Regions from separate parts of the Homo sapiens genome. Here region 2 is linked to region 1. A link is a loop called in an ENCODE intact Hi-C map of the cell type or tissue named here. Cell type or tissue: Caco-2. All regions are shown on one strand. Each heading gives the region's core, and the rest is flanking DNA. Links, peaks and the distances in the headings are about the cores only.

Region 1 (16,524 bases), core at 2,872-10,871:
CGCTACCATCGCGACAAAGACCCGGGTAGCTCCCGCTGCGCCCAGAGCCATCATCTCAGAAGGACTCAAGAGGGAGAAAGAAAGAGAAAATGACCGTCACTTTGCAAGCCTGGGTCCCCACGAAACCGTGCCGGTTCGGCTGCAGAGTCAGGGTCCGGGAGCCCCCTGCGGTCCCAGAGTCCTGACTGCAGGGAGCACAGAGCTCTGCGCCGCCACCGCCACCGCGGCTGCCTTTATACCGCGGGCCCGGAGCATTCCGGCCCCTTGGGAGGGAGACAACAAAGCCGGGATGGGATTTCAAAGCGCTGGGAGGGGCTGGGAGGGGGTGTGTTTGTGTACATGAAGGGGGGCCTTTGACACTCTTCACCCCGCCCCTCCCTTGCTTAGTCGCTCGGCTGGCCCGGCTCACCTTCGGGGTGAAGGCTACCAGCGAGCGTTATAGCAGACGACTTTAATAAATGCAGGCGGCAGCAGGAACTCTGGGAACTTGGGTGCCCTTGCCTGGCAGTAAGGGTTGAATTATCCGGATCTGAAATACTTTACAGAGCCGAGGGGTGATAGGCTCTGCAAAAGCACTTTTTGCCCCTCTCCTTTATGCCAATACTCGCTGACTGTGCACACAAGTCATATTCAGTATTAAATACAAACCGGTCTGTAATTCAATGGCTCTAGCAAGACGCCTCTGAGAGGGCCAGGTGGCGGGTGCAAGTTGCTCATTAACCCTTTAGAGTCGCAGTTTGCAGATCTGAGTTAGATCCCCGGCTTTGAGGTCCTTCAGTTGCCCTCCTCCCCCACCTCCCCCCGCCACTGCGAGAAAAATGTGCAAAGAGAAGGAAATTTGCACATCAAACGAGGGTAAGAAGGAAGAAGAGCTAATTCTCTTTTGATGGGAAGTTTAGAGAGGGAGGCGAGAGACTGGCGTTTAGAAATTAGATCAGGGGTGGAGGGAAGAGGGAAATGACCATCCGATAATCAAACCATTTAATGTTGTTCTTTGAATCAGGGCAATCGCGGCGGTAGATGAACTTGATTAGGCAGACGCGTGAGATCAAAGTGGCCGGGACCAAAGCGGACAGGGTCCAACGTGCCAGGTCAGTCGCCTTTCCCCGGTTCTCCCTTCTCAGTGGTGGGCTAATGTGGAGAAATAAGAAACCCTTAGGGCTTAGCGCCTGACTTCCTCATTAGTATATCACATCGCAACGCTTCCGAATGCAGGGTTTGCTCCCAAGTCTTACCTTGCACGGGACCACGCAATACCCTTTCTAGGGAGAAAAGAAACAACCTTGAGGAGAAGAAGAGCTGAAAGTGAATTAGAAAGTGAATTTGACGTCATTGAAATTGGTGTGTGGATATAATAAAGTAAGGCTGGTGTATAAGAATGATGTCATGCTTATAAATGGGAAATGATCTATTTAATTCAACAAAAACTTATTGGAAGCCTAGAGCCCTGGCATTGGGCTGCCCTCTGGGTTGTTACCTTATTTTTATTTTTTAAATTTTTTGGTGAGATGGGTGGTGGGGGGAGGGGCACAGTGAATACAAATATTTATGAGACACAGCTCTCATTTTAAATAATAAAGTTCTCTTTATTCTAATTACAGTAATAATAAAAGATGTAGTAACAATAAAATTATAGCAATAAATATAAAAGCATACATAATTCTTTTAAAAACAGGTTGATATTATAAGTGTCAGAAAATAAGCAACTGTTTTGTGAGTTTGGAAAAGGGAGAGATGATTGAATAATCACTATTGAATTAAAAAAGAGTAAGATATATTTATTTTGTCTTCCTCTAAGCTGTATAGATTTAGGCTGTCTATAATGACTCCACATGCTGACCTACTATAGTCAGAACTGGGGCCACCACCAAGTAAAGCCAGTGACAATCTTAAAGTAAAAAAATCCTAAAGTTTACTGGGAGAAGGAGTAATTAAAACACAATTTACTATGGTCTGTGTTCTAGTTCCTTCAGTTTCAAAGGTAATATTAAGAAGATCATCTAAACAATTCTTGAATGGTACCCTAGTTATATTAGTGTCCTTCCCATCCCAAATTCCATCTGTCCAGGAAATTATCCTGTCAGGAATCAATGCGTTAAGCACCTTCAGTGTACTAGGAAATCTGCAAGCTGTGTTAAGTTTGAATGACTTTGAAACGTAGAGAAAAATCCGCCTGCCAATCAGAAGGTTGAAAATGTTTCTTTTTAGTCCTATTAACCTGTTTAAATATTTTGAATCTAGAAATATATTTGTGCCACACTAAAGGCCAATCTCTTGCCTTTTTTTCTGAAGAGATAGTATATGATTAATACATTTAATGAACTTGGTTCATTAAAAGCTTGGCTTCACAAAAAAAATCCATTGCCTGGGGCAAAAGAAGAGAAAGTGGAACAATTTAATCAACAAAAGGAAAATTCTGTTATAACAAAGAAGCTTGTTGCATAAATTCAACCTTGATCTCTGAACACATATCATTTGTCTATTATGTTTCAATATTCACTGAGTCTGGACAGAATCTGTGGTATTGAGCTAGGAGAGCTAAACCAAGCATAGAGTTTCAAGAATGGGCTAGCTTCTACCTCCTTCCTCAGCTTTCACATTGCTCCTGAAGTTGTCATGAGTTTAAAACTAATAATGAGTTGGTCAATATCTGAGTTCCTACTTTGTGCTAAGCATTATACATGATATTGTGTGATAAAAGATGAGTTCACATATAATCTACCTTCAAATCATTTAGTGGGCAGAGGAGAGGTAACCTCACAAATTATTCAGGGGAGAAATTACATGGGTGGTCCTCAGAGAGGGCTAAGTACATAGCAAATCAAACCTTTGTTCCAAATGAGGAAATTTATTTTTTCAGTACTTTTTCTCCATTTGAAAATCCTTTCCAGGATGTGGTTTGTTCATTGGCAACAAGAGTGCAAGGTAGATAAAGAGGTATAGTAAAACTCATTGTTCCATCAGCAGCCAGTTAATATTCGGTGAGTATCCATTATTGGGAGCATATCTCACAATATGAAAGGCAGGCTTCTTGTCCTCAGCTTTCAGTCTGTGACTAGTTGGGGAAATACAACATACTTACATGGGGCTGGGGGTAAAAATTTTTCCAACATCGATTATATTTTGGCAGATACTAGGTCATGGAGAGCAAGAAAAATGTGCAGGAACTGTGACCAACATGTCTTAGGAAGGAGAGAGGGTTCTGGTGATTGTCTGAGTCTCTCTTACAGCTGGGTGACAGAGGAGGTGGGAGCCAGAGTAGATGAATTTAGTTTATTAAACTGAGTTTATTTAGTCCTGTAGGGAACCCTGCCTCCTATTCAGTCTGGTATAAATATGATCATAATTAATGTAACAAATTTAATATTTTGTATTATATTTTTGAATAGGTGAAATATGCTTATCAGCGTGGAATTGAACCTCATAACTCGGGAACAGCATGCTAACACATGTCTTCTTTATATTTTAAGTGCTGGATGCCATGCATAGAATATTTCTCAACCTTTTCATCCATGAGGGAGACAGACAAATATACTCCAAAACACTCCATGCTATTCACCAACTATTTTTCCATCTCTATTATTTGTGACTGCTGATTTTTTTTATTTTATATATTTTTATATATTTTTTGAGACAGGATCTCATTCTGTCGCTCAGGCTGGAGCACAGTGGTGCAATCGTGGTTAACTGCAGCCTTGACCTCCCAGGCTCAAGCGGTTCTTCCACCTCACCCCCAAGTAGCTGGGACTACAGCTGCATGCCACCACACCTGGCTAATTTTTAATTTTTTTGTAGAAACAGGGTCTCACTATGTTGCTAGCCAGAGCTGGTCTTAAACTCTTAGGCTCAAGTGATCCTCCCACCTTGGCCTCCCAAAGTGCTGGGATTACAGGAGTGAGACACCGCGCCCAGTCTACTGCTGTATTTTAAATTCCCTTCTTTCCTCTTTTCTTTTTTCTCTCCCTCCTTCCCTTCTTTCCTTCTTTCTCTTCATTAAATCAAAAGAAGCAGATTTGTTGCCATATAATTTTACTTTGCTAGGAAAATACCGCATACATATCATTCCTTACGGTGGGTGTTGCCAACATTTTTGTTAGTGTCAATCTTGAGTATAGCAGGGATTCCTCATTCCTGATGTTTTGTAAAAAATGATATGACTTTCTCATTGACTTTTAAAACAGTTTGGTCTTAATGTTCTTCATGATGTTAAAAGAACTTTTAGACCTGGTCCATGTTATGACTCCCCTGAGAGCTGGATTTTCTGCACTCCCCAGTACAAACAGAGGGCAAGATTTGACCGTGATTACATTTATTTGGGCGGTGGAGATGGCCAGCCCAGATAAATCAGGCTCCGTGGTAGCTTTCTAACCAAGCTCAGAAGATGTGTTTTACTGGAGTAAGACATTAAAAGCTAATCTGAGAGTAGAGGCTGGGTTCCAGCCTCTAAACCCAGTGAAGATAGTGCCTAACCAGATAGATATCTGCCTGCATCCTTTCTGAGGTCCTGACACTCAGAAAGGTCTGTGGTGGTGGGTATAGGGAGTGCAATGTCCTCTTTGAGTCCCCAAAGGATTTAACATCTCCAACCCTAAGGATAGGCCAGTGTCTGCAGAAAGCAAGATGTAGGATCCCATGACACAGTCTCCGCATCTACAGAAAAACAATTTTCTTCCATGTCACTGGGTTCCTATTATTACCTCCTTTATAAGACAGATCTTCTCCCAGGGTATGGCCAAGAAAGGCATCGTGCCAAGGAGTTAAGAGGCTAGGGATGGTACTCTGTATAGGGTGTCAGCCATAATCTGGCTCCTAAATATGGGAAAGCCATTTAACTCTTGGTGTGGTACTGGCTTTTCTTTATAAAATGGGATGCAGGGGAGATGGAGAGGTTCCTTTTCACTACAAAAGTCTCCCTTTCTTTCTCTCTCTCTTTCTTTTCTTTTTCTTTCAGCACTGCCAAGAGAAGGCCTTTTGTACTCAGGTTAAATAAGAACATCCTGCAAGGAGTCTGTTCTTTTATGCAGCCTAAAGATCAAGTAATAATCATTGACACTGATACTGAGCATGTCGATTTTGAAGAGACTAGCATGTAAGTATTAAGTGCCTGGAAATAAGGTGAATTACTTGGACCAGGCGACTTTTTAAAAAGTGTGTGTGTGTGTGTGTGTATGTGTGTGTGTGTGGAGGTTGTTTTCCCATCACAAAATTGGTTGTAATATTTAAAGCTGATGTTTTCAGCTATCACCAGTTCTCCAACTGGTGAATTGTAAAGGACCTTAAGGTGAAAAGTAGAAAGTAGGACCTTAAAAACACTTTAGTCTTGACACCCAGTCTTAGAAATGCTGAAGAGTGGAAGATGTAGGCTATTAAATAGAACTATTAACTTTTGGCGGGGAAGAGCAGGAGGGATGTATAATTAACTCGTGTAAGGATTCTTCATCACCCTTAAGTTACAAAAGTAAAATAATTTTCAGAGGAGTCTAGGAGTCCGTGGCAGGAGTCACGTCAGGGAACTACCTGGCTGGCCAACCTAGGGGCTCCCAAGCCTGAGTCCTTCCGCAACGGCCCTGCCTCCAGTGCGGGCGCGTTTCCCAGCGCGCAGGCCCCGCGCCCTGCACGGCGCAGCACGGCGAATCCCCCATTATTGTTCACGCGCTCCCAGTGCCGGGTGCTCACGGTGGCTGCACTTGGGTGTCACAACCCGTCGCTAGCATACAGTAGTGTAAAATGAAGCTTGTTTAAAGACTCTCTTTGATGAGCGAAGATCAAACGGCCTGGGGACCCCCGGTCTTAATCAGACTTGAGCCAGGATGGCATTTTCACAAATAGTCCGTTTGCTCGGCTTTGAGCAGACTTTGTGCTCAGCACATTCATCCGGCTGCGGGGCGGGTAATCCCGGCTGAAGCCCCTTGCCTGGTCGCAAATCCATTCACACTACAATGGCTGCTGTTGGTTTGCTGTGTCAGTTCATGGGCAAATAAATACAGGGCCTTTCTGACTTAATTAGAGGCGGGTGAGGGGAAAGGCGACTGAGGGGAAGATTAAAGCTCTGAGGGACATCAGGCTCCGCGGTGTCTCCGGCGTCCGGGGGGAGGTGGGAGAAACCCGCTCTTCTGCTGCCTCCTGGTGGAATTTCCGTAGAAGTTCTTAGTAGGGAAAAGTATGTATTAATCCTGTAGTTATATTTATTTTCTAGGTCCAATTACTTGTGTATTTTCATAACTCCCTATGCTGCAAACTCTCTAAAGCCAAATATATTTTGTCCTTCTTAATATTCCACATAATGTTTTGTTGAAAAATTAAATCTACACATGGTAGAATTAAAATAATAAGGTCTGGTACTGTCACCACCATATACTTAAAAAATAAAAGGGAGCTGGGGTGCGAAACTTAGGTTCTTATTAAATGTTTTAGTTTGGTTGAAGTTCAAAGGCTCTATATTGCATTGCTGGATAAAAATGTCTGGGTCTCCAGATTAGTATGTTAATATATAATGTTATAGGGAAATGCTAGGCTAAACAAATATTAAGAAAGCTCAAACAATGTAACTATTCAGGGAGAATGAAAATATAACAGAATATGCTTTTTTAATTAATTTGGATAATAAAAATATTAATCTCAGATTTACATTTTCAAAAGGAAGATAAAAACATTCAATAGTTTATGCAAAACAATAGTTATAATGTACTATTTAACAGTTTCACTTCATTTGAGTCAACATGATGCACAAGGAGAAAAGGAACAGCAGGAAAATTAATAAAACAACATATTGGAAGTGCAGGTCCTAGCATAGTATATGCAACTGTTAACATATATGTTAATGGCAGTTGTGCATTTTATTGATAGCCAATATTTTAAACTAGACCCAATTTTGTTCTTCTGTCTGATGTTTTTTGAAGAGTTCTGGCAGAAAAAAAAAAGTTCTATTTTTTTTAAAGATTTCTTTTAAAGAAGAAAAGATCATGGAAGATGTGTAAGAAATGCCATCTCTAAACATTCAGTTCAATATGAATTGTGTACTCATTTTGTAGCTATCAGTTAGATGCTAAGTAAAAAATTGTATACTATTATTTTAGGATGATATTCTAAAATATATTTATAATAATGACTTTAAAAAGCACATCGACCTCTATCAAAACCTCTCAAAATGTCATTAGTATATTCATTATACTTGTCTACATTTCCTGATTGTGCTATTTTCTCCATCAGTATCTCCATCTTCTCATAATATTACTGCAATCCAGCTGATTCTGTTTACCACGAGAATCATATTCTTTAAAGTAAGCTCTAAGTTTGAAAAAGAAATGAAAAACATTTTGCAGATACCAACAGCTTTGTGAATTCAGCAGAGCCACAAGCTTACTTAGAAGCTATGGAAGCACTGAGGCAGAGTAGAGTGGTGAATTAGCTTTCTATTAGGGGCATATTCTTCTACGCCTTCCTGCTAATACCATTTACTAGTATCATTTACACTAAGAATTTTAGAAGGGAACTGTGGCTAGAGCTGTGAAGTCTAAAGGTTTAAAATGCATGTTTTCTTTGTATTTAGAGTTCCTGATTTGCAGGCAAAGTCCTAAACTTGTTTGAAAAATTACTTTGCTAGGGTTTAATTCACAGCTGAGATTAGAAAAATAAGTAAGTAAATAAGTGGAACTTTTTTTTTTTGGAACTTTCTTACAAGTATGTAAAGAATAGGAGAGAAACAGATTTTTTTTCCTGTTTTTATAGGCACTGAAAGGCAAATATTAGTCAATTAAAGGTGCTTTTCTTTTCCTTAAAAAAGATCTATCGAGGCCAGGCATGGTGGCTCATGCCGATAATCACACTTTGGGAGGCTGAATCAGGAGGATTGCATGGGCGGGCCCAGGAGTTCACAACCAGCCTAGGCAACACAGTGAGACCCCATCTCTACTAAAAATAAAAAATTAGCCGGATGTGATGGCACATACCTGTAATCTGTAGTCTCAGCTACTTGCAAGGCTGAGGTGGGAGGATTGCTTGAGCCCAGGAGGTGAAGGCTGCAGTGAGCCTTGTTTGCACCACTGCATTCCAGCCTGAGTGAGAGAGTGAGATCCAATCTCTTAAAAAAAAAAAAAAAATCTAGGCCGGGTGTGGTGGCTCACGCCTGTAATCCCAGCACTTTGGGAGGCTGAGGTGGGTGGATCACCTGAGGTCAGGAGTTCAAGACCAGCCTGGCCAACATGGTGAAACCCCGTCTCTACTAAAAATACAAAAAAATTAGCTGGGCATGGTGGCTCATGCCTGTAATCCTAGCTACTCAGAAGGCTGAGGCAGGAGAATTGTTTGAACCTGGGAGGCAGAGGTTGCAGTGAGCCAAGACCACACCATTGCACTCCAGCCTGGGCAACAAGAACCAAATTCCAATCTCAAAAAAAAAAAAAAAATCTATTAAGAACTCTGCGGGTCCAAGAGCTCTGATGTGCAAGGGTAGGAGAAGATGGAGTCCCTGATCAAGAAGAGAGAGATTTTTCCCTTCCTTCTTCTTTTTTGTTCAGGCCCCCAGTGGACTGGATGATGCCTGCTCATATTGGAGAGGACAAGCCTTCTTTACTCAATCTAATAATTCAAGTGCAAATCTTTTCTGGAAACACCCTTAGAGACACAACCAAGAATACTGTTTTACCAGTGATGTGGGTATCCCTGAACCCAATCAAGTTAACATATAAAATTAATCATCAAAGACAATTTCAAGTGAAAACTGTGACTCCACTGACCATGGAAATGAGAAGATGTGCTCACAATTATACAGTGCTTTCACCATATAGGTACAATTTTTTTTTTTTTTTTTTTTTACCAGAGTCTTGCTCTGTTGCCCAGGCTGCTGTGTAGTGGTGCAACCATAGCTTACTTCAACCTCAAACTCTTGGACTCAAGTGATCCACCTGCCCCAGCCTCACAAAGAACTGGGATTATAAGCATAGCTAGAACTACAGATGCACGCCACCAGGCCCAGATAATTAAAAATGATTTTTTAAATAGAGACAGCATCTCACTATGTTGCCTAAGCTGGCCTTGAACTCCTAGCCTCAAGAGATCCTCCAGTCTCAGCCTCCCAAAACACTGGGATTACAGGTATGAGACACTGCACTGAGCCCCATACAGATACAATTGATATAAATAATTTCAAGAGGATATGCAATAGTACAATGAAGTAATATATTTAGGTAGTAATAAGTTTTGAGTATATATTTTGAGTATATATTTTATATAATTTTTGTAACATTTATATACTATTATTTTAATGTACTTTAGTTGTAAGTTTATGCCATTTAATTTTTAAAAATTGTAGTCCTTGAATATTGACTTTTATATATATATCCCTTGTCCCAGGTGGCTATTAAACCAAAGCTCTACTTCAACAGACTCGAGAAATGTTCTCAGAGCAAATAAAGTTTCAGTGGCCCACTTTCATGGTTCCCGTGTTCCCTTAGATTTTGACTTGGCTTTTTCTTAGTATGTTGCCAACTTTTTGAGATTTTTAAGAGAGAGAGAGGGATGTAACATACACACCCACAGATACATATACATATACATATACATATACATATACATATACATATGTAGTAGCGTTTTAAATTTTCAGTAAGAGAGTTGATTCAAATAACTGAATCTGCCATTTCCCCCAAAATAAAAGTTTCTCACCTAAAAAATTATATAAATGTTGTCACACTGTATTATGCAATTTTTTCATTTAGCGCTGTTTCTGAAATTTAGCCATGTTAAATTTAACTAATGCATTTATATTCACTTTCATATAATATTCTATTGTTTGAATACACCAGATTTAATGGTCTATTATCCAGGTGATGGGCAGTTTGACTTCTAAATTTTTTACTATTTCAAAATTCTTCTGAAGATATGCTGAGATATATATATATATATATATATATATATATATATATATATATCTCCTAGTGAATGTGTATGAACTTTTTTTCTAGGAAATATACCAATGAAGAGAAGTGTTCAGTTATAGGATACAGACATTTTCAACTTTGTTAAATATTGGAAAATTATTCTTCCAATTTGTAAAAATTCCCATTTGTACCAGCAGATATGAAAATTTTACATTGCTCTACATTCTAACCAACATGTTGCTACTTTTAAACTTTAATTTGCAAATCTCATGAATAAAAATGGTTTATTTTAATTTTTAAATTTACAGTTCCTGGTAATGAAGTGGAGTATATATCCATATATTTCTGTTTTCTGGATGAGAAGACTAACCTAACTAAGTAGGTTAGTATAACCTTTATACACAAACAGATGAGGATAATTCAAGAAAGGGGACTTTTAGGCTACTCTCTTGAGATCATAGACAGAAAAGTCTAAAATATAATATTGGAGGCCAAGGTGGGAGGATCATTCAAAGCCAGGAGCTTGAGACCAGACTGTGAAATATAGCAAGACCCAATTTCTATAAAAAATAAACAACCTAGCTGTGTGTGATATGTGTCTATAGTCCCAGCTACTCAAAAGGCTGAGGCGACCTCGAGGATCACTTGAGCCCAGGAGTTTGAGGCTGCAGTAAGCTAGGATTGCACCACTGCACTCCAGCCTGTGTGACAGAGAGACCCTGTCTCTAAAATACATAAATAAATAAAATATAACATTGGTAAATCAAAAACACCAATATATTCAAAATGCATGTAATGACAAAGTTGAATTCATGCCAAGGAAGCATGGGTGGCTTAACATTAGATGTGTTATACATCTTCCACCAAGTCGACCACAATAAAAGGATTAAGAAAGTAACATGCCCATCTTAATGTATGCTGAAACAGAATTTTGATTTTTTAAAAAGATTGACCAACTAAGAACTCTCTTAATATGATCGTGTGTATGTGTATAAAACCTGTATCAAACATCTAATGATGAAATTTAAAATCAGAAAAGAGACAAGGATGCCAACTGTAATTTTATTATTATACATTTACGTGGAGTCCTAGCCAGCCCATTACTTCAAGAAAAAGATTACTGATTGGAACTATAAAGAGTTAAATACAACATTTCGTTATTCAGAGATGACAATATTATCTTTATAAATAACCAAAAAATAGACATAGACATTAATCAGTAAAATTTCAGCAAGGATGGTGGACATAAGAGCACTATGCAAGAAATTGGCAGGGCACAGTGGCTCACGCCTGCAATTCCAGCACTTTAGGAGGCTGAGGTGGATGGATCACTTGAGCTCAGGAGTTTAAGACCAGCCTGGCCAACATGGTGAAACCCTGTCTCTACTAAAAATACAAAAATTTGCCAGGCATGGTGGTGCACACCTGTAAGTCCCAGCTACTTGGGAGGCTGAGGCAGGAGGATTGCTTGAACCCAGGAGACGGAGGTTGCAGTGAGGCGAGATAGCACTGCTGCACTCCAGCCTGGGCAACAGAGTGAGACTGTTCAAAAAAAACGAAGAAATCAATTGAATTTCTCTGTGCCACTATTTTATAATATTCGAGAGTATAATATGTTAAAATGTTATTTTAATAGCAACCAAATATGTAAATGAATTGTATTAAAAATGCTTTTGAAGACATTCTATAAACTGTAAATAATGCTCACGAGTGGAAAAAGTTAAAATCATAAGGTTGTCATTTCTCCCATTAATCTATGAACTAAAAATAATTCTAATCAAAATCCTAAAAGGTGTTTTCATGAAACATGACCATATGGTTTTAATATTTATGTAGAATAAAAGGACTCTAGTGTGCCAAAACAATTTTAAAGACAAAAAGCTAGGGGGATGGAGGGACGGAGGGCAGTGGGGGTACCCCATAAGATATAAATAATATTTATACACCATGTTAACTGAGCCAGTTTGATAGTACTGCATAGAGTGGCAAATATACCAATGGAATATTAAATACACATTAAATTATATTTCTATATATACATGTGTACATATGTGTATATATGCATGTGTACATATGTGTATATATGCATGTGTACATATGTGTATATAGGCATGTGTACATATGTGCATATAGGCATGTGTACATATGTGCATATAGGCATGTGTACATATGTGCATATACACATGTGTACATGTGTGTATATGTGCATGTGTACATGTGTGTATATACATGTGTATACATATGTGTGTATATACATGTGTATACATATGTGTGTATATACATGTGTATACATATGTGTGTATATACATGTGTATACATATGTGTGTATATACATGTGTATACATATGTGTGTGTATACATGTGTATACATATGTGTGTATATACATGTGTATACATGTATGTGTATATATACATGTGTATACATATATGTGTATATATACATGTGTATACATATATATGTGTATATACATATATACGATATGCACACATATATATACATAAATACATATGGGTGGTTTAACATTAGAATATGTTAAACTGATATGTAAAACAAATAATATTGTAACCTTTCTGGCTGAATCAGAATTAGAAATCTGGAGCCTGTGGAGCTTACTCCCTGCATGTCCCCTTTTGTTAATCCAGGTACTCCTCTCCCTATTCCATCCCGGTAGACTCTGAGACATTACTTCAATGTTCTGAAGCTCTATGGAGAACTGAACTTGAAAATCATCAGCTCATTGCAAGCCTTTCCTTTGTGATCAGAGATTGGCAACCTTTTCTGGAAAGGCCCAGATAGTAAATATTTTAGGCTTTACCTGCCATGCAGCCTCTAGCTTACTACTCAAGTGTTGTTGTAACATGAAAGCAGCTTCAGACAATATGTTTGTTCCAATAAAACTTTATTTACAAAAACAGGCTGTGAGACAAATTTAGATGGTGCATCACAGTTTGCCAGCCCTGGCAGGGAGGTTGTAAGTGAAGGAACTTAAAAGCAGAGAGTTTTATTACCAAAAATAACTCTAATAATCTTCTTATGGGTCAGGAAACCAAGGCCCTAAGTAATTCACTTCCATTTACATAGTAATTTGTGGCACATGTAATTAGCAAAGGGTTACACAGAAGACATTTAGAATTATGGTTAAGATGGTATGTTGTTCCTATTCCAACTTGCTTTTATTGTAAAATCTCTCCACTCTCACTTCTTTCCAGGAACCTTGAAGAATCATGTTCTTCCTAGGAATTACAAATCCCCCGATTCCATGTCTAACATAATTTCTACTGGCCTCTTTGCTTCTCATGCTTTAGTACCAGTGCTTCTGAATTTGAAAGTCTTCATGCAAATTGCCCAGGTAAATCATTGCACCAACCTTAGATGGTCTGGACTCTTAAAATGTTTCCTTCCATTACTCTCTTAAAATGTATCTTTGCTATGTCAAGTTTGAGGTAGTTTCTGCCAGAAGATTGGGCATTTGGGTGAATTCAAGTCTTCACTGCAGTTTTTACTGCCTGTGACTCAGGGTCTAAAGATTTATTCTGTTATTTTCTGCCTGTTATTTTCTACAGTGATAAATCACCTTGCAGAGGCTAGGGCAGGCCTCACCTTTCTTTTGAATGTGACAGTTGTATCAGTCGGAATGGGCGAAATCCTGTTGAAATAGACAAAGCCAAAATCTTAGTGGTTCAAAACAACAATATATTCCACTGTAAAGCCTTTGGGAGTTGGTGAGGGGCTCCACTCCTTCTCATCACTGTCCTTACTCTGCTTCTGAAGCTGACAGGGCAGCCACTGTTGAGGAAATGCTGATCACAACATCACAGGTAAAGGAGAATGTAATGAAGCAAGAACTGGCTCTTAAAGCTTCTGTTTGCAGCAGTGACAAGGCTCACCTTTCAACCGCCAAAGCAAGTCAAAAAGCCAAACCTGACTTACATGGCACAGAAAAGTGCCCCAGGGAGGGAAATCAGACATTGATGAACTGTGGCCAAAATCCAGCTGAGCCAGCGCTCAGGTCACCAGTATCATTTCTCCCCAGAGGACTAAGAGTCCTCCTGCAAATTAACTCCTAGTATCCTGCACTGATGTACCAGATACCAGAGGTGGGTATACATATACATTTTTGGCTTTGCAAATCAAGACATGGGTCTATTCCTTAACAAAAAGTAGCTTATTATTCATAGCCCATTTTAATATGTTAATTGAAAGAACACTTCTATGGGTGGAATATAAATGCCATTTAACATTTCTGAGAGCATTTATAGGCTTTGGATGTCCATGATTCTTTACAGAGTTATTTTTTTCTGTTTACCTCATTTACCCCACCATTCCTGAAATGTTTCTCCATGGATCCTTTTCTCCTGCTTCTACCTCATAGAGATGTATCAAAATACACTAATGGGCTGGTTAAAAATTCAGATTCCTGGGTTATACCTCAAAATAACTTTGGATTATCCTAGAAACCTATGTTTTTATATTATTTCCCAGATACATCTTATGACAGTAATGTTTGAAAAACACTGGCTTAGATCCTATGTCTAGAGCTTGTCCATGAATTTTTATAAAATCTGTGGCCAGACTTTTGGGTTGTTAGAGATACCTTGTTTTCCTTTTTTTTTTTCTTTCTATAATTTTTTTTTGCACAAGTTTGAGGCTTAACCTGTTTGGCTTTGCTAATGGGCATGTAGGTAGATAGATAGATTTGTCTTTTGTTCCATAGACTCACCTTGGATAAAAAACAGCTGCCAGAGATAAATATTACTGTTTTATCAATTTATAGGACTTTTTGAGTTAGAAAGGAGAAGTCTGGGGACACAGAAGAAAGCTCTCAATATGACTCTCAATAAAAAAAAAAAAAGTTAGTGTGAAATTAACTGGGCATGGTGATGTGCACCTGTAGTCATAGATACTTGGTAGGTCAAGGCAGGAGGGTCCCTTGAGCCCACAAAGTCAAGGCTGCAGTTAGCTGAGATTGTGCCATTGCATTCCAGCCTGGGTGACAGAGTGAGGCCCTGTCTCAAACACAACCCACCCACACAAAAGAAACATTAATGTGGTGGCCTGTATTATGAGCATGACACACAGGGCTATAACTAAGAATCTAAAGGTAGGTCTGCAGGCGTAACATTGTAATATTTACACTTGGGTATCATTTGGATGATCACACAATCAATCCATTTCTTTCAAATTTAGAATTGATTCCTATTGTCATTCTTGAAAAATTGCACACTGATTTATTCCCACTGAAATTAGTATGCACAAGATGTGAGTGATGTAGATGCAACATCATCACCATCACTGACGTCTCCTCCTCCCTATCCTTCTAATGATTGTGTTGATCTGCGTGCTCCTCCCAAAACTGTGCAATTAGTACAAAAACAAAACCCTTTCATGATCAAGAAGAACACTCTTAGATTAAGGGTATGAAAAATCATATAACTTAAAGGATGGATGTTAAAAGCTTATATTACAGTTCTATTTGCAGAAGAAATGAAATTACTGGATGTGCAATCGTGACATAGTATTTTTTCAAGTGGTTTTATTGACTTTATCTGAAAAAGTTAACTGAATTTCTAGTTTTCATCAAACAAGGGTTTTCAACTCACTGTCACTGGCAATGTGAGGTCAAAAAGACAAAAACAATGTAATTGAGAGAATCTTCATGCTGCAGCCAGTTTTCATGTGTGCATCATTTACTGCAGAGAAGGACAAAGGGATGTAGAAAGAATATGTTTAACTAGGCTTTGGAGAGTTGAATTTGTTGTAATCATATTGTTCCCCAAATGTTTCTTCTTTGTGCATATGATGAAGCCAAGGAATCAGGTGAAAAATCCTTGGACAAAGACTCATGAAGTTGCTTTTCATATGAAATCATTTCCTCCTAGGATGTAGTAATATACAAGAATTGTCCCTTTGATTGTTTTGCCTAGTACAGAGTTTGACTAGGGATAGCCCAAAAAAGGACTGTGTGGTGGTCATGCTCAGAAATCTGCTAATTTCTGAGTTTGTGTGAATATCTATATTCACTTTGCTTTTCACACTGGATGGCCCAACATTATTCCTATGAATTCTTTAAAACCAATTTGTTGGATTAGTTTTATATTAGATTATAATATAGTATATTATTTCATGAGGGATGCTTGGATTATAGGTATTTCCTACTTTGTTATAGTGACATTCTACAACAGCACTACCTGGTATTTCATCTAGTATGATATACCAATTCTATTCTTGGAATCTTGTCTGGAATTAAACATCAACTAAGTTCAAAAGTAATTATTTTTTTATTTCAACTCTATAAAGTATACAACAGGCACTCAGCAATTACAGCTGCAGGAAAAATACAGAGCAAATCAAAGCAGGTAAATTTATGAAAAAGTTTTTAATCTACATCAAAAGAGTGCAAGTGGTCAATGACCATTTGATGACAGTTTGTTGCATTCTGACTAACAAAGAACTCTTTCATGTAGAACAAATTGTAAGAGGACAATCAAATAACCATAGCTGTAAGAATACAAAAGAACTGACCAGTTGTAAAAACATCATACATTGAAATAAATTTGATAGATGATGCTTAAAGAAATGTCCCTTTACTCAGAAAGCCCCAACCTCTGAGTCATTGCCAAGGTCCCAGAGCTCTGTCTGTTGATT
Region 2 (16,524 bases), core at 2,717-10,716, 290 kb before region 1:
TAAACTATAAATTTATTTTATTGGTGATGAATTTTTCTTCCAAAAGGATTAAAGATCTAAATTTTAAAATAATAATAAAATGTGCTGGCACTTAAAAAACACATGGGTATACACATAGCTTATTCTGGAAATGAAAGACTTTATAGGCAATGATTAAAAGGAAGAAACAATAGAGAAAAAGATTGTAAGTTTAATTACATAAATTTGAGAAGCTTCTAAACTAAAAAAAAATTAAAATATAATAAGGCAACTGAAAAACTGAGAAAATTATTGCAAGATCGCCATAGACAGAGGTTTTATATTCTTACTATGAAAATGAACTCTTAGAAATTGAAAAGAACATGAAGGTAAAATTATTTTTTAAAACATGAAAAACTATCCCAAAAGATAAAAAATTCAAATATCCAAATAGGTGACTCATAAAAGAGAAACTATAAAAAACAAATGGAAAATAAATTATGAAAATATATTCATTTTACATAAAATGCAAAGAGCAAGAAATTTGCCTTTTTTACATATCAAATTGCTGAACCAAAAATATTTTTAAATTTTAAAATAAGATGTTAATTGATTTTAAATTAAGATGTTATTTAGTGATGACATGCTGTGAGGAACCAGGTACAAGCTCTTGTACCCAGCTTGTGACACTTAAAAGTTGTAAAATGTGCTGGGTGCGGCGGATCATGCCTGTAATCTCAGCACTTTGGGAGGCCGAGGCGGGCGGATCACGAGGTCAGGAAATTGAGACCATCCTGGCTAACACGGTGAAACCCCGTCTCTACTGAAAAATACAAAAAATTAGCCGGGCGTGGTGGCGAGTGCCTGTAGTCCCAGCTATTCAGGAGGCTGAGGCAGGAAAATGGCGTGAACCCGGGAGGCGGAGCTTTCGGTGAACCGAGATCCCGCCACTGCACTCCAGCCTGGGTGACAGAGCGAGACTCCATCTCAAAAAAAAAAAAAAAAAAAAAAAAAAAAGTTATAAAAAATGTATAGCATTCAGTTGACCAATATATATACTAAAGACCATAAAAGGTTCATTTTCTTTGACTTAGTAATACCATTTCTAGAAATCTAAGCTAGGAAAAAATTAAATCAGGTGAGTATGTAAACATGCATGTGTGAGAATATCCAACACTTAGCTGTTTATAATAAAATTAGAAATAACCTAAATGCCCAAAAGTAGGGCTTATGTCTGTGTCATATTCAGATAAGTGTATTAAAAACGATGCCATGTCTACATATTTACTGATATAAGAAGACACTGAGATATTGCCCAATGGAAACTGCATCTTCAAAACAGCATATATATTACAATTCCATTTTCAAAACTGATGGACATAATTGAAAAATTATTCCTGATTTGATCCAGAAGCTCAAATACCATCATATAAAATTATTTAAAAGTCCAGAAAAACAGATGCAATTAACATTAAGAGTGGTGTTCTCTGGACTGTGATTTTGGTTTTCTTTATAATTTTCTGTATTTTCTAAAATGTCTAAAACAACGAAGTATTAAAAGTGAGAAGAAAATGAGTTAACTGAATCTTCTATTGAAAGATTTTATTTTGGTGCCTCTTGACAATCAGAGAGCTTCAGCATGTAAATTTTCTAGTGATGTGGTATGGAATAAACTTCCATTTACCATGATAATTTCAACTTTTCTTACCTCACTTTTCATACAGGACTTTGCATTAATCTCACCACAGTAAATTTGTTTTTCCCACATTTTTTTTTTCTTTCTGTGGTCTCATGTTTTCTAATTATTTAAAGAGAAGCACTCATTCTTTACTTGGACAAAATATTATTAATATCCCCACCATTTGGGATGATATTTTTATAGGGTATTATAATAGGTTTTTATGTATGAATTTGACTATTAAATTGAAATAATTTACACTAAATACAGATAGAAAGAATAACTTATTTAATCAGACCAGATGATATGATTAAAGCCATTGTTCCTGTAGACAGACAGTAGGTTATGTACTTATCCAGATAATTTGATTACTGTAAACAGTCAACTTTGCCTGAATTATCTGGATAATTGCCTCACTTCTCCATTTTACATAGCCTAAGGTTCTAGGTTTATTTTTGCTTCCCACGGACCACTTTCTGCAGTGATCAGCAATCAGAGAAAATCAGATTATCACTCTGTTTAACCTTCCTGTGCCTTGGGTAATTAAGTCAACAAATTAGCTAAAGGCTCCAATGCGGAAGGGGATTGGTAGACTGTGGTTAAGACACATATTTACGAATTTTCCCTTAAGCTGCTTTTTTTTTTTTTTTAAGGAAGCTTTGATAAGAAGCATATGATCTCAATTATCATTAACTCTTTGTGGTTTCGTGTTTGGGAGCTTGAACTAGACTTTAGAAGGCCTAGGACCCCCTTCCATGTGTGCCTGAGCAGTATATTGGCAGACCATTCACATTTTCCATCTCATTATCTCACATCGAGAAAGCAGACTTAAATCACTCTTCACACACTCATTACAGACTGAGGGACTATACTTACTTGAGCAGGCTGCTTTGGGATTTTCTTTAGTGACTTTTGGTTATATGCTTTTGTAATCAACTGAGCGTCTTTCTTTAAGGCTATTTTTCAATACGAAATTCTTTAAAATGAAATCTCTTAAAATCTGAGGGAAAGGTATAGACATAAAAACAATTCCTATCATATACAGATAAATAAGAACTTAATAAAAATTTATTGCTATTGTTTCAAAATCTAACCTTTATTTTTTAATGTTGTTTTGTTATTTGTTTTTCAGTATTTTAAATTTAGTTTTTCTGTAGAAAAGTTTTGAAGGATACCAGAATGTGTAATAGCTGATGTGTCATAATATCATTATTGATTATACATATTGATAAGCTACTCCAAATATTAACCTTTGATTCAGAACCAGGAATGGGCTTAGCGTGAGGACTCGCAGGACTTGGCCAGTTGGAATGCACAGGCTGATGAGCCCAGCTATGTCTGAGTGCACAATTTCAAAGGAGCATGTCTGTCTCACTAATCCTGTGTAAATGTGTAAATCATTCAAGGTCTAATCAAATAAAGTGTTCTGTCTGATGGAACCCTTCAAACATAGGGCATATAACTTCAAGAAAAGTGGAGTTTTGTTCTGCAAATCATCATATAAAACATTATATTTGTGATGAGGCAGATTTTCTGGTTATCTATGTATATATTATACTGCCATAGAAGTAAGAAAAATATTTCAAATACTATCACTTTGGTATATCACTCCCAAATCTAATAGAAAAGTGGCATCCGCTAAAAATAAGGACTTGGAGAATATATAATTGTACTTTTCCACTCATTGCTTTGATGAGAGAACAATTCTATAGTGCCTACCAATACTGAAATTAATGTAACAGCCAAAGCCACAGAAACACTTGGATAAATAGTGGGTGTTTATGGCAGTGGGATTTTGACATTGTGGCAACACTCTTTATTACAATTTTATTTTGAAGAATTGTTACTGTTGCTCACTTTTAAAATAATATTTGAGTTTGATAACCATGCATTAATCAGAAATCAGCCTATTGCATTTTACTGTACAAAGGAACCATTACTGAATCTAAAAACAGTTGATGATAGTGACATTATCACTATTATTAATTTATAATAGTGGCTATTTTCCTGTTATTAAAACCATGTGAAAATTTCAATTAAAATTAACTTTTTAAAGCTGAGTAACCCCAGGAAAGAGACAATGCCCATCTTTTCCAGGGGCAGGGAACAAGTTTCTGTCTTAGCTGCATGTAATCCTCCATAAAGATGTAGAAATTGAAGAGTACCTTATTATACCACAGATAATTTATCAATTTCATTCTGCAACTGAACAACTTCCCTATTCCTGGTTTGCATGGAAGACAGGCTAGATTAACTCACTGAGATAAATATTCCCCAAGATTTTTATGAATTACAAAAGGTTTTTTTTTTTTTTTTGCTATTTCAAGAGGAGCATTTTATTGCCTTGGTAGCTGAAAACAAATCTTCATGTATTATTCCAAATGACTTGCCCAGTTTGCCTCCTAAGATATGGATCGAAAAAATAAATATTATATTTTAGATAATGAAAGTAATGGGTACCCAATGTGAAACTTGAAAAATGGGTAAAAAAATAAAAAATAAATAATGGTCATTAAGTAGGAATATTTTTATACATTTTTAGAGTTTTCTGTGAATAAGTATTTTCCACAATTGAGAACACATTGCATATTATCATTTCAAGTCACATTTCTTCCTGACTTAGTATTATAGCATGTGTATATCATTTAGAATTTATTATATTTCAAGGGTCAGTAAACCCAATTCAAACTGGCTGAAAAAAATCCAGGATATTATTGGCCATAGAACTGAAAAATCCAGCAGGAGAAGTAGATTCAAGCACACACCAAAAGTTCGTCTGGGCTCTGGTTTTATTTACTTTCACTTCTCTCAGATTTACTTTCTTTACTTGGCTTTTCCTCATATTAGCTTCCCTTATGGTATGGAACTCAAACCACTAGAATCAGTTCCAGACTTTACACCCTCTTACCACTGTATTCAAAGAGAGATATTGTTTTCCAAAGCTCTTATAAAAGAAAATATTTTTTCCAATATTTCTAGAAAAATATCAATGGTACACTCTAATGAGAGATGTTTAGATCTGGTGCACGCCCCTAAAACAATCTTTAAGACAAGGGAACATTTTTTTCTGATAGGCTTAGACTTGGGATACATGTTCCAACCCATCTGGTCCACACAGACCAAGTACTATTTAATGCACTTATAACTACCACCTTAAAAGTATCTATGCACTTATAACTACCACATTAAAAGTATCTTCACAAATATCATTGTAATGTCGGTGTACTATCTCATTTTACTGTTATATCAACATTTTATTTAACATGCTTCTCTTATTAGATATTTAGGCTGTGTCCAACATTTCTTTTTTTTTTGTTGTTGTTGTTGTTGAGACGAAGTCTCACTCTGTCACCCAGGCTGGAGTGCAGTGGCGGGCTCTCGGCTCACTGAAAGCTCTGCCTTCTGGGTTCACACCATTCTCCTGCCTCAGCCTCCTGAGTAGCTGGGACTACAGGTGCCCGCCACCACACCCAGCTAATTTTTTGCATTTTCAGTAGAGATGGGGGTTTCACCATGTTAGCCAGGATGGTCTCGATCTCCTGACCTCGTGATCTACCCACCTCGGCCTCCCAAAGTGCTGGGATTATAGGTGTGAGCCACCGCACCTGGCCAACATTTCTGTAATGTAAATCATTTTGCAAATATCCTCTTTTATAAATATTTGGCTGCCTCGGGTTTTAATCTTTTAAAGATTACTACAAGTATAGTAGTTAGACCAAAGAAAAAGATATTTTTCTTTCTTATGTTGCTTTTTAGAAGAACCATATACCTCATATGTAGGGATACCTATCTATTACACCCTTGCCAGCATCATTTTTTAAAAATCAAAACTTTGTAATTTGTGAAATCATATACATCATGGTTATTTTTATTCAACTTTATTTACTTTACTAATGAAATTTATATTTCTCTTTAGTAATAATTGAGAATAGTAATTGGGCACTACTGTCCACCAATTACTAGTCTGGACTTAGATATATCAGATTATTTCAACATCTTAAAACCTATATAATTAATTAACTTGCCAAAAGTAAAATAAATAGTTAATGGATGGCCATCCAGGATTCAAATCATGTTTACCTGACTCAAATCTAAGCTTTTAATAATCTTGCAAAACTACTTCCTGAATTATCCATAGCAACTATTTGTATTTCCTACTTTGTTATTTGGTTATAACATTTACTATGATTCACTGGGAAGAATTCTAATCTCTGCTTGTTTCCAAAATCTAAAATAGCCAAAAGGCATCACAATTGAATTCACTATAGAATTGAAACTTTTCTAAGGAAAAATGAAAAATCTGGTGAAAGTCAAAGTCACAGTTTCTACACAGATTACTACCATTCTGTCATTCAGCACATGGGTGCTAAACTGAAATGCTCTACATAACTTTACATTATTAATGTTTGCAAAAGGCAAAAAAAAAAAAAGAATTTATTGCTTTAGCCCTCTTCTCTACGTCCTTGTCTGTCTGTCATGGCTGAAAGCAAAGTCTACAAGTGTTAATAAGATCTCTCTACAATTTGTATTTAAAATGCTTACAAAATTGGAAATGGAAAGAGTATCTTGCCAACTTACACTAATATTCCCAGTTCATAGGTTGAAATATGAAAGAGAAGATTATAAAACTTGTATCTATGTGTTTGTATTAGCATGAAACAGAATTACATTCACAAAAGGCCTTTATGATTTTGCTAAAGAATATTCAGCACAGATCAAAGAAACACATTATTCTTATATTGTGAACATAGTAAGCCACAGGAAAACTTTTACCTTTTGTAAAAGTTTCTGGGGCATCAAGTTACCCACTGGAAGATGAATTTTTACATCCTAATTCATTTCACCAGAAATATTTATAAGTCATATGTATTTCTCTGTCTCTCTCTCTCTCTCTCTCCGTCTCTCTCTCTCTCTCTCTCTCTCTCACACACACACACACACACACACACACACACATACACACGTGCGCAGAAAGATACTTATGGGAGGTCACATTCTACGTATCTATTGCACTTATATCACTTCAAAAAGTCACCAGTAGAGGGAGTAAATAATTTGAAAATCAAATTAATTTTGATTTATTTTTTAAGTTGTATAAATATTAACCTATTTCTGTAAAAGATCTGACTAACAAGTCCCATTATTACTTATGCAAGATTTATAGCTGTGTAAGACACTCTTAAAAATATAAAATATAATTACAAATATAAGATTTATAACTGTATAACTCTCAAAAAATAAAATATAATTATAATTACAAATATAATTTATAAATCTCTTAGTAATCTAAATCATAATCACACATGTTAAAAAAAGAATATGGACTTGAATCAAATGGACCTGGGTTTTTCTCTCCTTGCTCAGATTTTTTTCTAATTGTGGAACTTGAGACAAGCCATTCAATTTACCTGTTTCATTTTTCATGTCTTCCAGATGCAACCACATAATAAATCGAGATATGATGTCACAGAGTATAGGATTAAATATAATGATGTATGTAAAGTTATTAGCATTAAGAAATATTAGGGTTTTTTTTTTTACTTCATTAGTTTTCTCCATCTATGCGTAATTCACCTTGCTCTCTTCCCACCTCCCTTTTGAGTATCAACAACCTCTAGATTGGAAAGGAGTGAAAAGGCGTTGAAATATCTCTCTCGCAAGTTGTATTGTCCACCACTACTTGCTCTACCACATGATACACCACTCTGACTTCTCTCAGCTCTGCCATCTCCTTAATCTGTTTTTGGTATTACCTGAAATTCCAAGACACAATCCCTTCAAAAATAATGTATCTCCTCCCCGAAGACATCCTCCCCTTTTCTATTCCATTTCTTCAGTCACCATAGCAATATCGCACAACGCCGTTGAAGTATATCAGAGTTTCCTAATGGGTTTGGTCATCTGAAGGGATTTAGAGTGTCCATGACAGAAAATTAAAGAAAAATCTCTAAATATTCCCAAAGTCTAATATAAAAAAAACCATGAAATTAGGGATTCTTCAGTCAGGATATTCTCTTCAGGAGCATCCATTGCTCTTGAGCTTCTTTTCTGAACTCAGGTTTGAACTTTCTAGAAAGCCCTCCTTCCTCTAACCTCTTCTCTGAGAGTTACCACCCTTAGGGAATACAAACACAAGCTCACAGATGCTGGTCTTACTTCAGGCTCACTATCCTCATAGAATACTTCCCCAAGACTAAGTTGTCTGCTTGACATAGTACCCTAGACCTCCAGCAGGACACCCAAGGTGTTGCTTGGCACCTCATATCCCACAGAACACTCTGATTGTGAAAAGGCTATTCCAGTTTGCTCCTCTTGAAGTCATCTGTTTAATTGTATTATGGTCAGTGGATAGCTGTTGGAGTGTACCTGGGAACACACACACACACATTTCAATTTCCAAAGGACAAAATTTTTATTCTCAGAGTTCATTTAATCCTACAGGAAGGAGAAGCACATTTTCCTAATTGCATCAGTATTTGCAAGGTCACCCATTTTACTGGGTGTTAGTAATTCACATTTTAGGCAGGGCGACATGATAGTTCATTTGTTTCACCTGAACAGACTCTCAATTGTGCACTCAGACCTGCCCTAAATAATACATGAGCCAACTGATGACTTACTTATCTGCTAATTGTGACTGCCATAACCACACAAATACTTGAGTTTACTCCTTATAAGGGTCCAGTTAAATGGAGCAGCGTTTTCCTAGTGTATGCCCCACAGCCGACCTTTGAGAAGGCACAACGAAGTGTGTGCCAGAGGCTCATAGAAGGTAGGAACAGATGCTGCTTAGCATAGGAAAAGTGAGAGATGTTTCAGTGTTAGGAAATGGCATACTGGTAGAAAAATAGGCAGAAAAAAGGTTAGACTCACTGATATGAAAAGAGAAAGAAAGAGTTGCTTACTAAAAAAGACTTGCCTCCAAGTCAACAAGTGTAAGATAAACAGGACTCATGATTGCACAAGTAAAAGTGTCTTGTGATTACACTTCCTATATCCATTCTTAATAAGCTAATCTTGCTGATTTATTTTCCTTTATGTATTTTTTTCCTTTTTTAACCAGAATATTATTAGTACAGAACATGCATCTTCCTCTCTACCTAAAATCAACACATCTATGTTGAATTCCTTGTACATACCAGGCAAAATGCCAATCACTGGAAAAATACAAATAAAATACAAACCGATTGATATAGGCCAGGATCATGTGCTCCACCTCCAAATTCTTGACTGGTGTCAGTCTCACTCAAACCACCTGTCCTCAGAGAAGAAGGGTGGTTCATCAAAGAGATTGGGATACGTGATCACCAAAAGAAAAGTGAATGGATTATGGGGGGCCAGAAAATGAGGTCTCCACCGTATCAGGTGTGACTTCTTATTTCTAAGACTCTAGCCAAAGGGCTCAAAGGGCAAGATTTTATATTTCATATAAAACAAAAAATTATGTTGCTGACTTTTTTTAAAAGATTATTCCTATTTATGACCTAAACTTTAGAAATCTTTTTGCATACCCGAACCTTATCACAGCAATGCTACACAGTACCTGGTCCACGTTTAAGTACTGGACCCAGCACAGGGGTGGCAAAAGTAATCAGCAAAAGACTCTAAGAGGGAAAAATACATGAGAAAAAGAATCAGGGCAGTATAATGATAGTAAGCTTGACTACACTGGATATACAGGCATATCTTGGAGATATTGTGGGTTTGGTTCCAGACCACCCCTATAATAAAAATATCTCAATAAAGTGAGTCACACAAAATTCTTAGTTTACTAATGCATATAGAAGTCATGGTGGAAAGGGGCAGAGTAAAATGGTGGAATAGAAGTCATCGCTGATAGTCGCCCCTACAGGAACACTAAATTTGACAACTATCTACATCAAAAACACCTTCATAAGAATTACAAATCAGGTGAGTACTCACAGTACCTGGCTTTAATTTCATATTGCTGAAAGAGGCAATGAATAGAGTAGGAGGCCATCTTGAAATGCTGAAGCCACCTGTCCCGCCTCTTTCCTCACACACTCTTTTCCACAGTGGCCCCATGGTGCAGAGAAATCTGTGCCCTTTGGCAGAGGGTTAGCTCAGCGATTGTGAGACTTTGCATTGAACTTCGTGCTGCCCTGTCAGAGCAGAAAGCAAAACCCGGCTGAACTTCGCTGATGCCCGCCCACCAAGGGAGCATTCAGACCAGCCTGAGCCATAGTGGAATTGCCCAACCCAGAAGTTGAAACTTGAGTTCCGGCTTCTCACAAGCCTCACCACCATGGGCTGAAGTGTTCTCAGGCCCCAGATTGAAAGGCAATCTAGGCCACAAAGACTACAAGCCCTAGTTCTGAGCTGGGCTCTGAACCAGTGGAATTTGGGGGCACTCGACTTACTAAGGCACTGGCCAGGCCAGCTAAGGCAGTGCTTGCACCTCCCCTCCCCCAACCCCAGGAAACACAGCATGAGTCTCCAAAAGAAACCCCTTCATTCTGCTTGAGGAGAGGAGAGGGAAGAGTACAGAGGACTTTTGTCTTTCATCTTGTATAGTAGCTCAGTCACAGTAGGATAGGGCACCGGTCAGAGTTGTGAGGCCCCCATTCCAGGCCCTAGCTCCTGAACAACATTCCTAGATACACCCTGAGCCAGAAGGGAAACCACCTCCTTGAAGGAAAGGACCCAGTCTTGGCAGTATCCATCACCTGCTGACTAAAGAGCCATTTGGCCCTGAATAACCAGCAGTGATACACAGGTAGCACGCCATGGGTCTTGGTGAGATTCCGAGACATTTGGGCATCAGGTGAGACCCAGCACATTCACAACTATGGTGGCTATGGTAATGAAGTGGCATCATTGTCTGGAGTAAGTACCTAGGGTTTGTCATCTTGTGCTGAGAAGATTAACGACACGGACACACACACACAGTGTGTTAGGGAGCAGAAAGCTTAATAGGGAGAAGAAAGGAGAGAGGAGAGCAGGTCTCTCTCTTTTGGGAGAGAGGCATCTGAAAAGAGAAGAGCTGTGACTGCAGCAGATTTTATAGGCAGGCTTGGGGAGGTGGCGTCTGATTTATGTAGGGCTCACAGATTGGTTCAACCAGGTGTGATGTTTACATAGCACAAGGGAAAGGCTAGTCATCCCATCCTAATCTTATTATGCAAATGGACTATTTGGCTGGCACCATCTGGTCTGTTCCTACAAGTGACTGGCAAAGGGAAGGGAAGATGGAGTCACCATTTTGAACATGTCAAGTCCTAGGTAGCTTTTTCCTGCTGGCATTCGCCCGTGCAAGCTTCCAGCTTGCTTGTCTATGTCTGCAGCTTGGTTTTACAGGCTACTCTTTATTAGAAAATGATTTGGGGGCTGCTCTTCATTAAAAAGGATAACCTTACTGAGGACTCCCATACCTTCACTATCTGCCTAAGTAGTTTCCTCTTAACTCCTATATCAGTAAGACTCCTGCTTGAGAAAAGCAGAGGGAAAACTAAAGGGGACTTTGCCTTGCACCTTAGGAATCAGCTTGACCACAGTTGGGTAGAGTGCCAAGCACAATCTTGGAGTCTCTGATTCCAGGCCTTGGCTCTTGGACATTATTTCTAGACCTGCCCTGAGCCAGAGGGGAGCCCACTGCCCTGAAGGGTGAGTCCCAGGCCTGGCAGCATTCACCACAAGCTGATTGAAGAGCCCCTGGGCCTTAAGTGACTATCAGTGGTAGCCTGGCAGTACTTGCTATGGGCCTGTGGTGGTGGTGGCCAAGGGGTGAGGCTCTTCTGCTTGAAGAAAGGGAAGGGAAGAGTGAGAAGGACTGTGTTTTTTGGTTTGAGGGCCAACTCTGCCAAAGCAGAATAGAACACCAAGTAGACTTCTAAGGTTTTTGACTCCAGTTAGATCCCAGACAGCATCTCTGGACCTACTTGGGACCTGGGGAAATCTTGCTGCCCTGAAGGGATGAACAGAAGACTGACTGACTTGGCCATCTGCTGATTATAGAGCTCTAGGGTTTTGAGCGAACAGAAGTGGTAGCCAGGCAGTAATTACACTGGGACTTGGGTAAGGCCCAGTGTTGTGCTGGCTTTAGGTCTAACCCAAAGCATTTCCAGCGGTGGTGGCCACAGAAGTGCCTGTGCCACCCCACCCCCAGCCCCAGAGGCTCCCTTTGATTGGAAGAAAGTAAGGCAAGAGAATCAGAGTCTCTACTTGTTAATCCAGAGAATTCTTCCAGATCTTATCCAAGACTACCAAGGCAGTACCTCTATGAGTCTGTAAGAACCACAACATTACTGGACTTGGGGTGTCCCCTAATGCAGATATGGCTTAGATCACAACACTCAAGTCCTTTTGAATATTTGGGAAGCCTTCCTAAGAAGGGCAGGTACAAACAAGCCCAGACTATAAAGTCTACAATAAATACCTAACTCTTCAATCCCCAGACACTGACAAACATCAACAAGCATCAAGACCATTTGGGAAAACATGACTTCACCAAACAAACTAAATAAGGCACCAGGGACCAATCCCGGAGACACAGAGATATATGACCTTTCAGACAGAGAATTCAAAATAGGTGTTTTGAGGAAACTCAAAGACGTTCAAGGTAACATAGATAAGAAATTCAGAATCCTATCAGATAAATTTAACAATGATAATAAAATAATTAAAAACAATCCAGTAGAAATTCTGGTGTTGAAAAATGCAATTTACATACAGAAAATGTGGCAGAATGATCAAGCAGAAGAAAGAATTTGTGAGCTTGAAGACAGGCTATTTAAAAATACACAGAGGAGACAAAACAAAAAGAATTGAAATCAATGTAATATACCTACAGGATCTAGAAAATCACTTCAAAAGGGCAAATCTAAGGGTTGTTGGCCTTAAATCAGAAGTAGAGAAAGAGATAGAGTAGGAAGCATACCCAATGGGATAATAAAAGAGAATTTCCCAAATCTAAAGAAAGATATCAATAGCCAAGTACAAGAAGATTATAGAACACAACGCAGATTTAACCCAAAGAAACATGTCTCAAGGCATTTAATAAACTCCCAAAGGTTGAGGATAAAGAAAGGATCCTAAAAACAACAAGAGAAAACAAACAAATAACATATACTGGAGCTCTAATAAGTCTGGCAGCAGACTTTTAAGGGGAAACTTCACAGGCCATGAGAGAGTAGAATGCCATAAAGTGCTGAAAGAAAAACATTTTTACCCTAGCATAGTATATCCAGTGAAAATATCCTTCAAACATGAAGGAGAAATAGAGACTTTCCCAGACACAAAAAAGCTGAGGGATTTCATCAACACCAGACCTGTCCTACAAGAAATGCTAAAGGGAGTACTTCAATCAGAAATAAAAAGACACTAAGGAAAAACAAGACATCATCTGAAGGTACAAAACTCACTGTCAATAGTAAGTACACAGAAAAACACAGAATATTATAACACTGTAACTGTAGTGTGCAAACTACTGTTATCTTAAGTAGAAAGACTCAAAGATGAACCAAACAAAAATAATAGCTACAACAACTTTTCAAGACATAGACAGTACAATAAGATAAAGTAGAAACAATAAAAAGTTAAAAAGTGGGGAAACAAAGTTAGAGTGTAGATTTTTTAAATTAATTTTCTTTTTCCTTGTTTGCTTATATAAGCAGCATTAAGTTGTATCAGCTTAAAAATCATGGGTTATGAGATAGTATTTGTAAGCCTCATGGTAACCTGAAATCATAAAACATACAATAGATACACAAAAAGTAAAAAGCAAGAAATTAAATCATACCACCAGAGAAAATCACCTTCACTAAAACTAAGGCAGGAAGAAAAGAAAATAGAAAGAGAAGAACACAAAACAACCAGAAAGCAAATAACAAAATAGCAGGAATAAGTCCTTACTTATCAATAATAATATTGAATGTAAATGAACAAAACTCTCCAATCAAAAGACATAGAGTGGCAGAATGGATAGGAAACAAGACCCAATGATCTGTTGTCTATAAGAAACACACTTCACCTATAAAGATCCGTGGATAGACTGAAAATAAAGGGATGGAAAAAGATATGCTATGCCAATGAAAACCAAAAAAAGAGCAAGGATAATTATACTTATATCAGACAAAATAGATTTAAATACAAACCTGAAAGAAGAGACAAGGAAGGTCATTATGTAATGATAAAGAAGTCAATTCAGCAAGACGATATAATTGTAAATACATATGCACCTAATACTGGAGCACCCAGATATATAAAACAAATATTACTAGAGCTAAAGAGAAAGATAGTCCTGAATACAATCATAGCTGGAGAATTTAACACTCCACTTTTGGCATTGGACAGATGTTCCAGACAGAAAATCAAAAAAGAAACATCAGACTTAAACTGCAGTATAGACGAAATGTACCTAATAGATATTTACAGAACATTTCATTCAACAGCTGTAGAATACACATTCTTTTCCTCAGCACATGCATCATTCTTAAGGATAGACCACATGTTGGGTCACAAAACAAATCTTAAAATATTCAAAAATACTGAAATAATATCAAACATCTTCTCTGACCACAATGAAATAAAACTAGAAAGCAATAACAAGAGGAATTTTGGAAACTATACAAACACATGAAAATTAAACAATATGCTCCTGAATGACCAGTAGGCCAATGAAAAAATTAAGGAGAAAATTGAAACACTTCTTGAAACCAATAATAATGGAAACAAAACATACCAAAACCTATGGTATACAGAAAAAGCAGTACTAAGAGGGAAGTTTATAGCTATAAGTTTATAATGACATCAAAAAAGAAGAAAATAAATAACCTAACAATGCATCTTAAAGAACTAGAAATGCAAGAACAAACTAAACCCGAAATTAGTAGGAAAAAAAAGAAATAATAAAGATTAGAGAAGAAATTAATGGAATTGAAACAGAAGAAAATACAAAAGATCAACAACATGAAAAGTTGGTTTTTTGGAAAAGATAAACAAAACTGACAAATTTTTAGCCAGACTAAGAAAAAAAGAGAGAATACCTAAATAAATAAAATTAAAGGTGAAAAGGAGATATTACAACTGATACTGCAGAAATGTAAAGCAATATTAGTGGCTAGTATGAGGAACAATATGCCAATAAAATGGAAAACCTAGAAGAAATGAATAAATTCCTAGATGCACACAACCTCTCAACATTGAACCATAAAGAAACCCAAGACCTGACTAGACCAATAGCAAGTAATGAGATTGAAGCCATAGTAAAAAGTCTCTCAGCAAAGAAAAACCCAGGACAGATGGCTCCACTGCTGAAGCCAAATGTTTAAAGAAGAATCAATACTAATTCTGTTCAAACTATTCAAAAACAAAGAGGAGGGAATACTTCCAAATTCTATGCGGTCAGTATAACCGTGATACTAAAACCAGACAAAGACACATACAAAAAGAAAACTACAAGCTAATACCACCAATTAATAATTATGAAAAAATCTTCACCAAAATACTAGCAAACTGAATTCAATACTACATTTAAAAGATCATTCATCATGACCAAGTGGGATTTATTCCAGGAATGCAAGGATGGTTTGACATACACAAATCAATCAATGTGATACATCCTATCAACATAATGAAGGATGAAAACCATATGATAATCTCAACTGATGCTGCAAAGCATTTGGTAAGATTCAACATCTCTTCATGATAAAAACCCTTAAAAAACTGGTACAGAAGGAACATACTTCAACATAATAAAAGCCATATGTGACAGACCCATAGCTAATATCATACTGAATGGGGAAAAGCTGAAAGTTTTGTCTCTAAGATCTGTAACACAACAAGGATGGTTACTTCTACCACTGTTATTCAATATAGCACTGGAAGTCCTAGCTTGAGCAATCAGACAAGAAATAAAGGACATGCAAATTAGAACAGAAGAAGACAAATTATCCTTGTTTATAGATTATGTTATCTTATATTTGGAAAAACCTGAAGACTCCACACAAATAAAGACAGTATAACTGGTTAACAAATTCTGTAAAGTTGCAGGATACAAAGTCAACATACAAAAATCAGTAGCATTTTTACATGCCAAACAAGCAACCTGAAAAATGAATTAAGAATGTAATCCCATTTATAATAGCTAAAAATTAAATAAAATACCTAGAAATTAACCAAAAAAGTGAAAGATCTCTCCAATAAAAATTATAAAACATTGATGCAAGAAATTAAAGAGGACACACACACACACAAAATGGAGAGATACTCCATAATCGCGGATTAGAAGAATCAATATTGTTTAAATGTCTGTACTACCCAAAGCAATATATGGATTCAATGCAATCCCTATCAAAATACCATGATGTTATTCACAGAATTGTTTTTAAAAAACCTAAAATTTCCATGAAAGCACAAAAGACCCAGAATAGCCAAAGCTATGTAGAACAAAACTAGAGGAATCACATTACCTGACTTCAAATTATACTACAGAGTTATAGTAACCAAAACAGCATGGTGCTGGTATAAAAACAGATACATAGAACAGTGAAACAGAATACAGAACCCAGAAACAAATCCATACATCTGCAGTAAATTCAGTTGTGACAAAGATGCCAAGATCATACATTTGAGAAAGGATAATCTCTTTAATAAATGATGCTGGCCAAACTGGATATCCATATGCAGAAGAATGAAACTAGATCCCTATCTCTTGCCATATACAAAAATCAAGTCAAAATGGATTAATGACTTAAATCTAAGCCTAAACTCTGAAATTACTGAAAGGAAACATTGGGGAAACTCTCCAAGACATTGGACTGGGCAAAGATTTCTTGAGTAATACCCAACAAGCACAGGAAACCAAAGCAAAAATGAACAAATGGCATAACATCAAGTTAAAAAGCTTCTGCACAGCAAAGTAAAGAAAC

What was found. A loop is a pair of places that touch in the nucleus more often than their neighbours do. Peaks named below come from ENCODE experiments on the same cell type or tissue, not always from the same donor. Only the 100,000 strongest peaks of a DNase experiment are listed, where the experiment ranks them.
Region 2: a loop joins it to region 1, with 6 times the contacts of the local background. A loop is called at or near these places in 3 of 110 quality-filtered maps.

Annotation. Positions count from the first base shown.
Region 1 is chr10:52,297,965-52,314,488 of GRCh38, reverse strand. It overlaps PRKG1-AS1 (PRKG1 antisense RNA 1), which reads left to right and starts at 361. Exons shown (of 6, transcript NR_038277.1): 1 at 361-855; 2 at 1,004-1,091; 3 at 4,952-5,089; 4 at 13,089-13,228; 5 at 13,651-13,976. PRKG1 (protein kinase cGMP-dependent 1) reads right to left here. Exons shown (of 18, transcript NM_006258.4): 18 at 16,139-16,524. DKK1 (dickkopf Wnt signaling pathway inhibitor 1) reads right to left here and starts at 208. Exons shown (of 4, transcript NM_012242.4): 1 at 1-208. The coding sequence starts at 54. In Caco-2, for the core only: a CTCF peak has its summit at 6,121 (motif pointing left); a DNase peak (open chromatin) is centred at 6,058; H3K4me3 peaks cover 760 bases.
Region 2 is chr10:52,585,579-52,602,102 of GRCh38, reverse strand. All of the region lies in intron 1 of LOC105378305 (a long non-coding RNA gene), which reads left to right. Among named protein-coding and RNA genes, the nearest start is that of LNCAROD, 120 kb to the right of the region's middle. In Caco-2, for the core only: a CTCF peak has its summit at 6,726 (motif pointing right); a DNase peak (open chromatin) is centred at 6,596.